Linked DNA regions of Mus musculus: region 1 is linked to region 2. The links are chromatin contacts, found by Hi-C or POLR2A ChIA-PET in ENCODE. All regions are on one chromosome and are shown on one strand. Each heading gives the region's core, a stretch centred on a gene start or an enhancer-like site at or near the end of the contact. The rest is flanking DNA. Distances are from core to core; before and after follow the strand shown. Region 1 has its middle 24 kb from the start of Gm6145. Region 2 holds the start of 9330188P03Rik (RIKEN cDNA 9330188P03 gene).

Region 1 (5,950 bases), core at 1,558-4,057, 78 kb before region 2:
TATTGAAAGAAAAAAGTGAAATGATGTCATAATTTTGACATTTGCGTATGATCCCCTACCAAAGGCTACACAGCATACATTGTATAATGCTAAGAGCTACAATTCATAAATATATCAACTATAGATAAAATGTTTTAAGAAACAAAACCATGTCCTCTAATGATTTTCTTTGTAAGTATAAAGGAACAGAAACAACAATAAATTAAACTCACAAATTAAAAAGACCAACTAAAGTAGGCAAGACAAGCTGTAGGAAAAATATATTTAAGATATAGATGAGCTTTCTTCTCCTTATTAGCTGAATTCCTTCCCTTCGAGGTTCCAAATAGTTGCCTTAGGAACCATTTATCTGCAACATTTGAGTGAGAATCTCCTAAATATCATGGGAGTTACACTGTTTCCATATTCCATTAGTATCTTCTTTCTAAAGTGTGGTCTCCTATGGCAAGTGTCTTCTGTAAGTGGCATCCCTAGTGTCTAATTCAGCACAGGCTACTCAAGAACGTGTCATTAAGTAAACATTTGAATAAATAAGTTCTGAGGCTGAGGCAGGAGGATTGCCATGAATTCAAGGTCAGCATGAATTACATAGTGAGACCCTTTTCTAAAAGCATAAGAATAGGTCAGGTATTTCCAGTCTCTGCAAAGGTCTGGAATGTTCTACCATCTTGCCCAATCCAGGTAAAATCGGTTTACTGACCACTGCCCCACCCCGACCCCCACGACTTTTACATCCCAAAGCCTTAATGTCAGCTTCTCACTTCATGGTGGCATGGTAGCTAAGACAGGTCTGGTTGTGTTGATCTATTTGTATGGTTATGTCTCAGAAGTAGGACAAAGATGGGAACAGGAGAAAATGACAGCAGTTAAAATTACTATCCTTTCAGATTTGTCATGAGAATAAAAACCCAGCATTATATATATATAACAGTTTAAAAGTTCTAATGTATTATATAGAAAGGTAAATGGTGGATAAATAGATAGAGATCTTGAAAAAATATGTATTCTTGAACTATCTTGTCAAATATACCAAATTTTACCCCAAGACCTCTTTTCATTCTTAACTTTTCAGTACAGAGAATTCTCAAAGTCTGAAAGACAAACACAAATCATAACTTAATAGCAATGACATTAAAATTTTTCCTTACATCTAACCTTGACTAATTCTCACATGGATTTCAGAAATATGAATAATGTCTTCATGCAATTCAGGCAGGCACAGAAAATAGGTGCCATTATTTCTGTTCTAATGACAGATTTTGAGGTTAGGGTGACTCATGAACAGCTGAGCAGCCAGTCAGTAGAAGAAACCAAAATAGCACGGAAACGCCTCCATTCCCACCCCACGCTCAAACCTCGGCTCAAACCTCGAGTGCACCCTCCGCGGGAGATGAGGGAAGCGTGATGCCTATGAAGAGCTTCCTGCAAGTTAATGAGCTGAAGCTATCCCTGGTGGCCATCCCTGAGCGCAGCGCACTCTCAGACAATCTGGCAGGAAGAGAGGGGAGAGAGAGGCAAGAAAAGCAAGCCCCTGCCCAGCCAAGCTCGATTGGTTTTAGGCAGGAGGCTTCATTTATCTTGAGCTGACTCATTTTCAAAAATCCTAGCTAATCAGAATTAATGTGCCCCGGCCAAGGTAACCCTGAAATGAAGTCTATTTGGTAAATGAGATGGGTTCACTTCAGCCTGCTTGACTCTGAAGGGAAAAACCAACCAAATAAATAAACACAATTTTTATGAGAGAGGGTTCTGTATGCACAAGGAAAGAGTAGTGAGGAGTGCTTTCCTAGTAAGATCTGTACCTAAACTATTTTTTGCAAATAATTAAAGTAGAATATAGCGGATAGAAGTCTTTGATGGTACAAAGGGATTAATTGGAGGACTTCTTCTGGAGCTTCATAGAATTCTCAGAATAGTTAAGGAACTTAATGGGAAATGACTTTAATCTGTTTTTTTTTAAATCTGTCTTATAATACAGACAAAATGGCCTTAAGTAGAGGGATCAAAACGTAACATCTGTAAGGTGTTTTAATAAGTTCAGATGCACTTGTCCCTCCACCATCCAATTCAAATACTAATAATGTCCGGTGCAAACACGGGTTTCCAGGACCCACAGCTATGCTCCTTCGCACCTCCGCTGGAGCTGGAGGGAGGCTTGCCTACCTTTCTGACTGAGGCTGCCTTTATGATTCTAACAGGCTGGATCCTAAGGGTCATTTAACAACTAGTTTTCTCTACACTGAGTCCCTTTTCTTGGTGCTGCTGCCCACTGCAGCCCACACTCACAAACACAGGAAAAGCAGAGGTAGAGAACCTTTGCCTCCTGCACTGTTCCTTCCCACCCCGTCCTTCCATCCCGCACAACTGGCTCCTCCATCTGCACATCACTGATCCAACTCAGGTCTGTCTGTTGTGTTATCAGTTCCTGGTATTTTCTTTATTGTCATTAATCTTACTATCCCCTGATATTAAACCTGTACAAGCTGTCTTGACGTTTCCGAAAGATACTCTTTATCTCCAGTGAAAAACAAATCCAGATCAAATCATCTATGCCACTGGATGTGAGGAGAAAAACGTAGGAATAGAGAGATACTTCAGTGACACAATGTAACCCCGTTTAAACTCACATGTCCCTGTACATGTCCCTGAGTCTGATACAAAAACTTTAGTTAAAACAGGAAGACTGATGACAGGCAAGGCTAGAGAAATCTCTTTACTCCTCCTGTGTGTGTGTGGGCATCCGAATCCCACAGTTCTGCAGATTTAGAAGGTTCTGTTTGACGGTGATTAGAGTTTTTGGTGCATTGGTCACAGACCTTGTACACAGCACGTTTCTCAGGGCATTGTGATCTCAATTCCTTGGGTGAACTCAGACAAAATATTTCTAAGGTAAACTTTTCATAGGAGAATTTGAAAAGTGTGACACTATTTCAGGGCAATGTGGCAGGTTGGGTTGGATGGCATCCAGGAGTCCCACAGTCTGTGTATTTGATATGCACAAGAGGGACTGGTCTAGAACATTTCCTTATCCTGTGGACTAATGCAACAGAAAATGTTTCCATGGCACATTGGTCTATTTCAAAGCCCCTGTATCCACAGGGTTTGAGAATAATTTATTTCTGTCTGGAAACTATAGGCAATTGTGAATTTTGAACAATGTAAATAATGTTCTTTTAAATGTGACTAAGTTAAGCTCTAAAAATGTGAGTGTATTTGAAGTAGTTCCCTGGAAGTATAAACGTTTGTGTTGTTGTTTGTTTATTTGTTTTTTATTTGTTTTGGTTTTGAGACAAGTCTCATTGTGAATGTCACACTGGCTTAGAATTTTTGTCCCCCTCATCTACCCTTGCCAGTACTGACTTATTATTGTGTCCCATCACCTATAATTTAGAAAAGGGTAGATTCTTAAGACAAACTTTTACTTCATATTTTTCCCCAGCACTGCTAAAATAATCAGAAAATTATTGAGGCTAACACAGCACCAACTGAACTCTCTGGCTTCTGTGCATCTCAAGAGAGAGTTTGATGCAAGGAAGAATGGTCAGAAGTGTGTATGATGGATGGAAGCCAAGTGAGACATACTCTCTTGGAAGAAAAAGCTGTCACCAATAAATCTCCAGAAACCTGCACTGGAACTCATGAGCCAAGATGAGAGGTTGTTCGAGAAGCTTCAGAGTACCCCAATGATGAATTCCATAATGAATAACATAGCATTTGTGAAAAATACACCGCTCAAACCTACTAAACCTATCACAGCATCTTCTCCCATTGCGCCTTTCCTCCTTGTTTTTCTCCCCTTCCTCATTTCTTTTGAAAAAATATGGAATCAGTTTCCTCATTTCATTCACTTAATTCTAACAGTGTTTCACCTGTGTTTTCCATCATTCATTCAAAATGTATTTATTTGCCAACTACCATTCTAAGTGCTGGAGAAAAGGGTGGTGCAAAGAAAAGATCCGTGTGTCCTCAGGAAACCACAGCTCTGGTAAAGAGCGATGGGCAAAAAGAGGAAAACAAATAACCAAACACAATACGTTCAGATAGCGACACAACATTGACTAATGGGGTGGAAAATAGCTAGAATCTTCTTTGCCTCAGATGGCATCCCTGACTCTGATGGTACAGCTTCAGTTAACACTGGGAAAAAAAAAAAGAACTCTGTCTGACTCTGAGCAGGTTCATAGTAGCTCATGCCAAGCAACACAAACATCAAGGTTCTTCTTGAGAAGAAAATGTGGAAAATATAGGAACAGAAAGATGACAAACATCTCCAGCATAGTAGATGACAGTAGAGATCTCAAATGACAGGGAGCTATCAAGCGTGGATATCCTAGACTATGGTTGGCTTTGACTCAGTGAGAACTGTTAAAGTATTTTGGTTAACTGCTGTAACCAACACACTTGTCTGGGTGCCTTAAACAATAGAAATAATTCATTACACTTCTTGAGACTGAGCAACTCAAGATCAAGGTGTCTAGGGAGATATCCCTAAAATGCCTGATAAACTTGAGACTATGTGCCTAGAGCATGCTCTGAAAGCAGCATGCATGAGATGTGATGGTAAGTGGGTAGTAGTTGTATGGCCTTTAGTGTGGGCAATAAGACATAGTAGAGACCAAACTTTCTGCCCAGAAATAACTTGCCTATGTGAAAAAGAAATTGCAACAGGAAAAGAAAATCATTCTGATGTTTCCTGTTGTACTTGCTTTGGCTTGAGGTGAGATGGAGGTGCTGCTTTGGCTTACCGTTTCTCACAATGATCAGGACAGATATGAAAACAGCACAAATCAGACGTGCACTAAAGATCCTTCCTGGGATCCAGATACTTGGAAGGTAGAAGGATCCAACAGTGAGGACAGAGAAGAGCAAGGCGAGAGTAATGGAAGTTACCCCTCGGGACCAACATTTAACACAAAAAAGAGAAGCTGAAGTAGAGCGTGGGAAGAAATGGTACTGACTGTTCTTTCTGTAGTTGTTTCGTCTCTTTGGTTAGGGCTCAAAAATAGGTGAGAGGTAAAGGGAAAGAGAGGAGATGGGAGGAAAGAGTTGGAAGGAAATGGGAGATAGAGATGGGGAAGAGTTGGGAAGGCAACGGGAGTTAGGGGAGGGGAGAGGGAGAGCAGAAAGAGAGCCACATCTCCAGAGCAGCCATTTCCAGTCTTTTTGTGAAGAGTAAGCAGCGTTGCCTAAGGCATGTTTTAAATTAGACTTGCAAGAGCAAGAAGACTTAATTGAATATGCTGTGTGCTCTCCTTTTCTTGTAATCATTTCAGGAGAGGGCGTGGCTTACAGGGAAGAGCATCCTGTGTGGTGAAGCAAATGAGAATGGGAAAGCCACTCTTCACCTAAACTCTGCAGATCAACGTCTATCACCCAACCCATCCCACTGAAGATGCAACCCCATGAGTGATTCATGGCGAGCCATTGGCTCCACACAGTCACTCCAGGAGAACACCAAGGGTTTGCTTGCACATAATTACTCAGAGCTGAGTAGGAGGAAATCCCTGCCTCGGATCATGGGAGATAATGGAACGCTAACTAAGGATGCCTTGGCAAAGGGCAAGTACTTTCCCTTGGACCTTTGAAATCCTTAATGAGTTGAATCATGTCAAGTAACAAAATAAACACGGATGAGAAACATTGGTTGGGTTTGGTCCAAAGTCTAGTCTGCTTTAAGCCCAGGCTTCCTCTCACCATTGCTTAAACATTATACAGTTTTCTATCAGCCAAGCCTGTGGTTTTATTTCATTTTTTTTCTTAAATCAGATTTCAAAAGCAGGCCCTAGCTGATGGTGATTAGTAGGCACGGGCTGTCGTTCATTCTTACTGTTCTTCCCATGCATGCATAATTTTCATGAAGAGAAAAGAAAATCCAATTACCCCGAAATCAGCCAGTGAGCATCATCTGCTCCTGTGTTACATCTTTAGAAATCACTCCTAACGATCGAAA
Region 2 (6,207 bases), core at 2,738-5,237:
TCTTGCCATCCTGCTTCAACGATATAAAATTGGTTGTTTGTCAAAACTAATAAATAACTGAGGTTAACTGATCCGTTTAAAAAATGACCCACATTCAGAAATCCTACAGCTACAGAGAAACAACAGCTAAGGTTTTTAAGTTTATTTTTTACTCTTTGATAATTCTTTATGTATATTTTGATCATATTCATTCCCCTCCCCAGCTCCTCCCATGCCCTCCCTGCCTCCTGACTCACCTAACTTCTTGTGCTTTCTCCCCCGACCCTCACCATAAATACAAAATAAAACCCATGGAGTCCAGGTTGTGTTGGCTGGCTACTGTCACGAGAGAGGGGTTTGTCCAGAGTGTGGCCATCCTGTGGAAGACAGTTCACTGTCTGTCTCCCAGCAGCAGGAAACGGGATGTCGTGCCTACCCTCCTGTGTGCCGAGATTATGTCTAGCTTGAGTTTGTGCGGGTCTTGTGCATGCTACCACAGTCTCTGTGAGGTCATACGTGCATCTGCTCTGCTATGTCTGGAAGACATTCTTTCTTTGAAACCATCCATTGCTTCTGATTCTTACAATCTTTCTGCCTCCTCTTCTATGTAGACACGTTAGCTTCGAAATGAGGGATATAATATAAACATGTCACGTAGGATTCAGGGTCTCAAGGTCTCCTTTTCTCTGAGTGTTGATGAGCTGTGGGTTTCAGTGTTGACTGACGTCTACCACAAGAAGCCTCTGTGCAGGAGGAGCATCACACTGATCTAAAGTTCTGCTTCCAACTCCAGGTTCAGATTCCAAGTCTCAGATTGTCGTGGTGGGTGGGGCAGCTCCAGCTAAGAATTCTAAATCACAGCACACTCGATGGAAACAAACAAATAAAAAAAATTGAAGAACTATGGTTTACAAGTTTGGAAAGTTATTTTCATGTGTGTGTGTCTGTTTGTCTGTCTATAGGGTACATGCAGGCTGAGGCAGATCTACCTGGAGCTGGATTAAGCTGTAGGATTTGGCTGCTGGGAACCGTTCATGGATCCTCTGCAAGAGCAGCTTGTGCTTGCACCCATGGGGCCACCTCTCTAGCTCAGGAGAAGCCGTTTTAATGACCATTGGCAACATTAGTCTCAGGACACACACCGTGGAGAGAGGTGGAAATTTGGATCTGTTTGGCTATGTTTCTAAAGTGGATTTAAACAACCCTGCTTTGGGACATTGTGTTCTGTTACAGATCAAGGCATCAGACAGAATATTAGAGGAGCAAGCACATGCTAAGAATTAGGGTCCTTTTGCAGATGGTAAGCAAGACATCCACCATCCCCTCTGTGTTCCCAGCTGAACATCTTTTCATATGATTATCTTTCTGGGGAGGGGACTCTGAGACAAGTAACTTTGCTCCCAACGTTTCTGAGTTCTTATCCTTTAAACCAGTCCCAAGTAGGAACACTTAAGCACTAAGGCAATTACGGTGATGTCCTGAGGTATCAAAATCTGTTCCCAGAACCACCTTCCTGTGCAGATAGTAACAGCTATGGTGAGTGACACAGTAGGTGTGTGTGTGTGTGTGTGTGTGTGTGTGTGTGCGTGTGTGCGTGCATGTGCCTGTGCATGCGTGTGTCCTGTCAGGAAGGGAAAAACACTTGTAAAAGTCTTCCAAACTGAAAAAGGATCTGTGAATAGGCCTTTATGTAGGATATTTATGGGGATTTTGGTTTGTTTTCTGATTCTGTTTCAACTTTTAAGGAGTACCGTTAATGTGATTAATTAGCAAGAATTTATTGACTTGAAAAATCTCGACAGCCAACTATATATGATTTTTTTTAAATGTATTTTTTCAGGTGAAACTATAAACTGGAGGGCTAATTAAGACCTGCTGTTTCCTGAGACCTGGTGTGCACTGCGTCAGGAAGGAGAGGCTCAGGCAGTTTTACCTGAGGAGTCCCATGTAATCTTTTGAGAAAACCCCAATGTTCGATCCGTTCCCTCCAACACAGTCTCTACTTAAGACCCTCAGTGGATATAGACTTAAGTCTACCATAATCGTGAAGGGCAGCTGTGGAACTGGCTTTGGGAAAACTCAAGCCAGCGTGAGCCTCATACATACAGGCTCCAGCCAGTATCTCCAAATTGATAGAAACACCCCTGTAGGTCATTCGGTTTCTGCCTTTTGACATTTCCTTACTGTGCCCTCTGTCTGCTCTGCTAAGGGTGGAGACGGGTGCAGCCGCTCGTAGGGACTAGAATAACAGTGCAGAAACATGTGAAAGGTGAATTCTTGAGGCGAGAGATGGCTTGAACCAGCTGACTTCTCACTAGCTCCCAGCTTATCTGTCTTTATCAGGAGAAAAAAGAAATCTTTCTTTCCTAATGTCACCTTCTCGTTAAATAGTTCCAGAGTAGAGTTTAACTGCAAGAATGAAAGAAATGAAGAAAAGAAATAATAAACATGCCAACGTATTTTTAGGTTGGTGACATATTCGTGTGGCTTATCACCAAATGTGACAATCCTGTGGTGGCAAATCTCCCAGTCAAAATAATACGTGATAAAAAAAAAAAACTCTCTTCAAAGAAACTTCCAGTGTTTCAAAGTAGAAAATATGAACTGCTTACAACGTAAACACAAAAAAACAATATCCAGGTTAGATATTTTGAATTGATGTCTCCACTAATGTTTTAAAACTATACACCAGTAATTTTAAAATCTGTATTTTCTAAAAATTATACTCTATGAGGAAAGTTCAGCCCCACCCTACGGGCCAAAAGGGTGGCTTAGCGGGTAAGAGCACAGAGCACCCAGGTTGGATTCCCAGCTCACACATGGTGGCTCACAACCATCTGCAACTCCAGTTCCAGGGATGCTGACAATCCCTTCTGACTCCTTGGGCAGAGACACATGGAGCACACACGGAACACACATACACATGGAGCACACACATTCATGCAGAAAAAAAAAACACTCATACATGTTAAATAAGTAAATCTGGTTGGTTGGTTTTTAGAAAGACTGGTTTGCTGTGTCTATCTTGATCAAGAAGCAAGATGCCTGCTTCAGATAGTGTGCTACACACCAAGTCAAATGGGACGACTTAAAGTCCTTTTACAGTCTCTGAGTATCACCCTGTAGCTTTCAACCTGACAGACCCCAAATTCTGAGCTCACAGGAAACATCCAACACAGAAGTTCCATTTTCCAGCTCATGGTAGAGTCTTTCTCAACTGAAAGTCCTCTTCTCCTTCCTAGTGCTGTGCAGTGTAATGGTTTGGTAGCTCATTGCTTCTAAGAATCTTTCACCTTTTCCCACTGGTATCCTCTTGCCTTGCCAATCATCCTGAGACAGGCACATGTGGTCCTCTCTTCTGACAAACAACATGGCTGCCCTGGCTCCCCTCTGGTACCTTCTTGTTTCATCCAAGACCAGGCTGAACGTTTTCTCCCAAGCTGAAAGCCCCGGGCCACATAAGGGCAAAGCAGCCACATCAGAGCTGCTCCTGGTACCAAGGAAAATTATTTGCCCCAAGAGGCAAACACAGCCCAGGCAGTGTCCAGGGTATCAATCCCTCTCTTCTCTGTTATAAAAGGTCCTATTGTAGAGACACAAATCATTCAGAGATGGCATAGACAATGTCTAATCAGTTAATAGCCACTGCGCAGCCGCTGGGGACTGGCCCCAAACTAGATGCCGCCTGTAACCTATTCACTGGAAGAAAGCAGGACAGAACACAACTCGCACAGATTTATATTCATTTCTCCTTTTAGCTCAGGACACCCGGGCAAGCCTGAATCCTTTGAACAACAGTAGACAAAGGCAGCCGTAATAGAGATGAGAATACTTTTTATCTCCGGGCAGCAAGGTGGCAGATAAGTCCCAGTGGGTTACTCACACTGGTCGAAGTTGCGTCCCTGCTTCTGTCATGAATCACCGCTTTATGGAGTTTACGGAATCTCTGAGATTCTCCTTCCTTGTTTGTGAAACAAAAATGACGACGATCTACATCACAAGTCCTGTAAAGCACTGCAGCCTGCGGAAGTGCCGGATACTTTATGAGGCGTGCTGATGACACTCGGCCGTATTTGCTCTCCCCACGCCCCGTGTCTAAAATTAGAAGCCCTCGTCAAAAGTCTCTTGCGTACAGTATCCTGTTTAGCCCTCGCCCAAATCCCACCCACGTACACTTGAACTCGTGAACAGCACGTCAGGCCTTTGGGTTTGCTTTCTGAAACATAATTGAGAAAATCCTCTCGGTTTCTTGAATTTAGCTCTCCTCCCTGGCAAGCGTTACAAAAAATACCTGAAGCTGTGAAAGGGTTAATTTTATTCCCGTGTTCCAGATGTCTTCAGCACCTTGACTTTGGTAATATATTAAGAACAGTAAGTCTTTCTAATGAAAGTGAAAGGTATGCATTGTGTTGAACTGGGCCACTTTCCCCTGAAGCAACGCTGCTTCTTGGGACAGCATCCCGCCATGTTCTACAGGGTGAGATATGGCTGTGCTCAGGTTTACCCTGTGCTGGCACATTTTCAAGCAACTGAAATTGGTATCCAAGCAGTTAAAACTACATCAGCAGTAATAGCTATGAGCTCATCTTGTATAAAGACATTTTTAGTTAAACACCACAATCTTGGGGTGGGGGGCGGCGAGTTAGTGTGCTTAACCAGGCTGGCTTGGAATAGCTCACAATATGACGCATACCACAGGAAATCGAGTGGTATGAGGCACCTACAAAATATTTTTCAAACAAGTCATTGACGCTGTAAGGCCCATGCCTCAGCTTTAGGAAGTCACTTATTAAGAATCAACACCAGCCGTGCCAAGCTAAGCTTCTGCTCTTGGTGATTTTCCAATTGAATATTCAGGGCCCTGTCTCAGTCTTGTTTTCGGGGAAGTACATGCCTGGAATGTTAGCAAGCTATTTGCTGGAAAAAATGCCCACAACAGACCCAATGTTGATCACATTAATGCGTTTGAGTGGGTATAGAGTACAAATGATTGAAAACGCTTCCAGATCCCCGTTACCGGGGACAAAGCAGCCTCTGTTCTCTGATCCGATGGTCATTTTTTTTCCAGCAGAGGATGTGGTGCAGGAAGAGGGAAGAGTGCCAATCTCTGTCTAATGGTTCCAAATAGGGCCTGGGCCTAGCTCTTTGGATGCCATCGATGAGTGGGAAATGAAACGCAGATGGGTCAGATGGGTAAGGAGAGGGGATTACAGGTCAGGCCAAAGAGTTGGAATAAATTAAGTGCTTATGAGGTACAGAATGGTACATTGTTTAAGTGAATGGACAGGGGAAAAACATTCTGGCATTGTTTGGACCAGTGAGGGAACGCAACCTTCCCCCTCCCAGACCCACATAGGCTCAGAGCTGCGTCCTCAGGATGCGAGTGAACAAAACCCCCGAACTGTAGCCAATGGCTGCCTAGAGGATTCTCCCCCAGCCTAAAGAAGCAATTTCGCTTTATTACACACGAGATGTAATTTATTGGGAGAAATGTTTGGGTTCGTGTCAGATCATAGAGAGTCAGATTTGGGGTTCCCTGGAGATCGCTGAGGAGAAGGTGAGTAACCACAAATTAATACAGCAGGGAAATAAAGCGACAGAAGAAATGCTTGAAATATTGAACCAATTTCCCCCATTTTAGCATTTTAAAACTTTGCTCATAAATCCGAGATCAACTTAAGAAAACGAAGCAGACCTTACAAGGCATGAAATCGATATAGACAACGAAAAGTGGATCTGAAAGATTCTTTTTTTTTTTTTTTTCTCTTAGTTTTAGGGCTCTTAATACTATAGGGAAAGACACAGAAATGGCTTTTTAGACAACGAGGATGTTCTGAAAACAGATTGAAAGGAACCAGTGAGACAGGGATAGGGGCACTGCCACCAAGTCTGAATTTTATCCCAGTACCCACAGTAGGAGAGAACGAACGAGTGTCTCTGAGGTATCCTCTAACCTCCACTAGTGGGCGTGGCCTGAATGTGTGCATACTCTCTTGCACACAAATAAATACACATTGAAGAAATATAAGTCATACAGGTGACTTTAAATGTGAAGCACGGGGGATGACAGTAAATCTGTCCATTCTGTGAGAGAAAATTCATAAAATTACAATGTATATTCATGCCTGGCTCTTTAAGACTAGGTAATTGTAGGACAAATTGAATGTGTCTTTTTGATGACATAAAGCCAATAAAATGTTAAGGGCAGGAAGTATCACATATGGAAAG

Evidence for each region. Hi-C counts contacts between places; a loop is a spot of excess contacts on that map. ChIA-PET counts read pairs that join two places held with the same protein, here RNA polymerase II (POLR2A).
Region 1: a loop to region 2 is called in a map of Patski, with 2.4 times the contacts of the local background. The contact joins the enhancer-like site here to the promoter of 9330188P03Rik in region 2. A Hi-C loop is called at or near these places in 2 of 37 maps with a recorded cell type or tissue (Patski and T-helper 1 cell). POLR2A ChIA-PET finds 5 or more read pairs at or near these places in 1 of 5 experiments (Patski).

What each region holds. Positions count from the first base shown.
Region 1 is chr14:105,664,616-105,670,565 of GRCm38, reverse strand. No RefSeq gene overlaps it. Among named protein-coding and RNA genes, the nearest start is that of Gm6145, 24 kb to the right of the region's middle. Within about 2 kb of position 2,807, at least 1 of the 3 ENCODE cell types and tissues checked has a DNase peak (open chromatin) inside an H3K27ac peak, as active enhancers do.
Region 2 is chr14:105,587,329-105,593,535 of GRCm38, reverse strand. 9330188P03Rik (RIKEN cDNA 9330188P03 gene) reads right to left here and starts at 3,987. Exons shown (of 3, transcript NR_102319.1): 1 at 3,863-3,987; 2 at 237-844.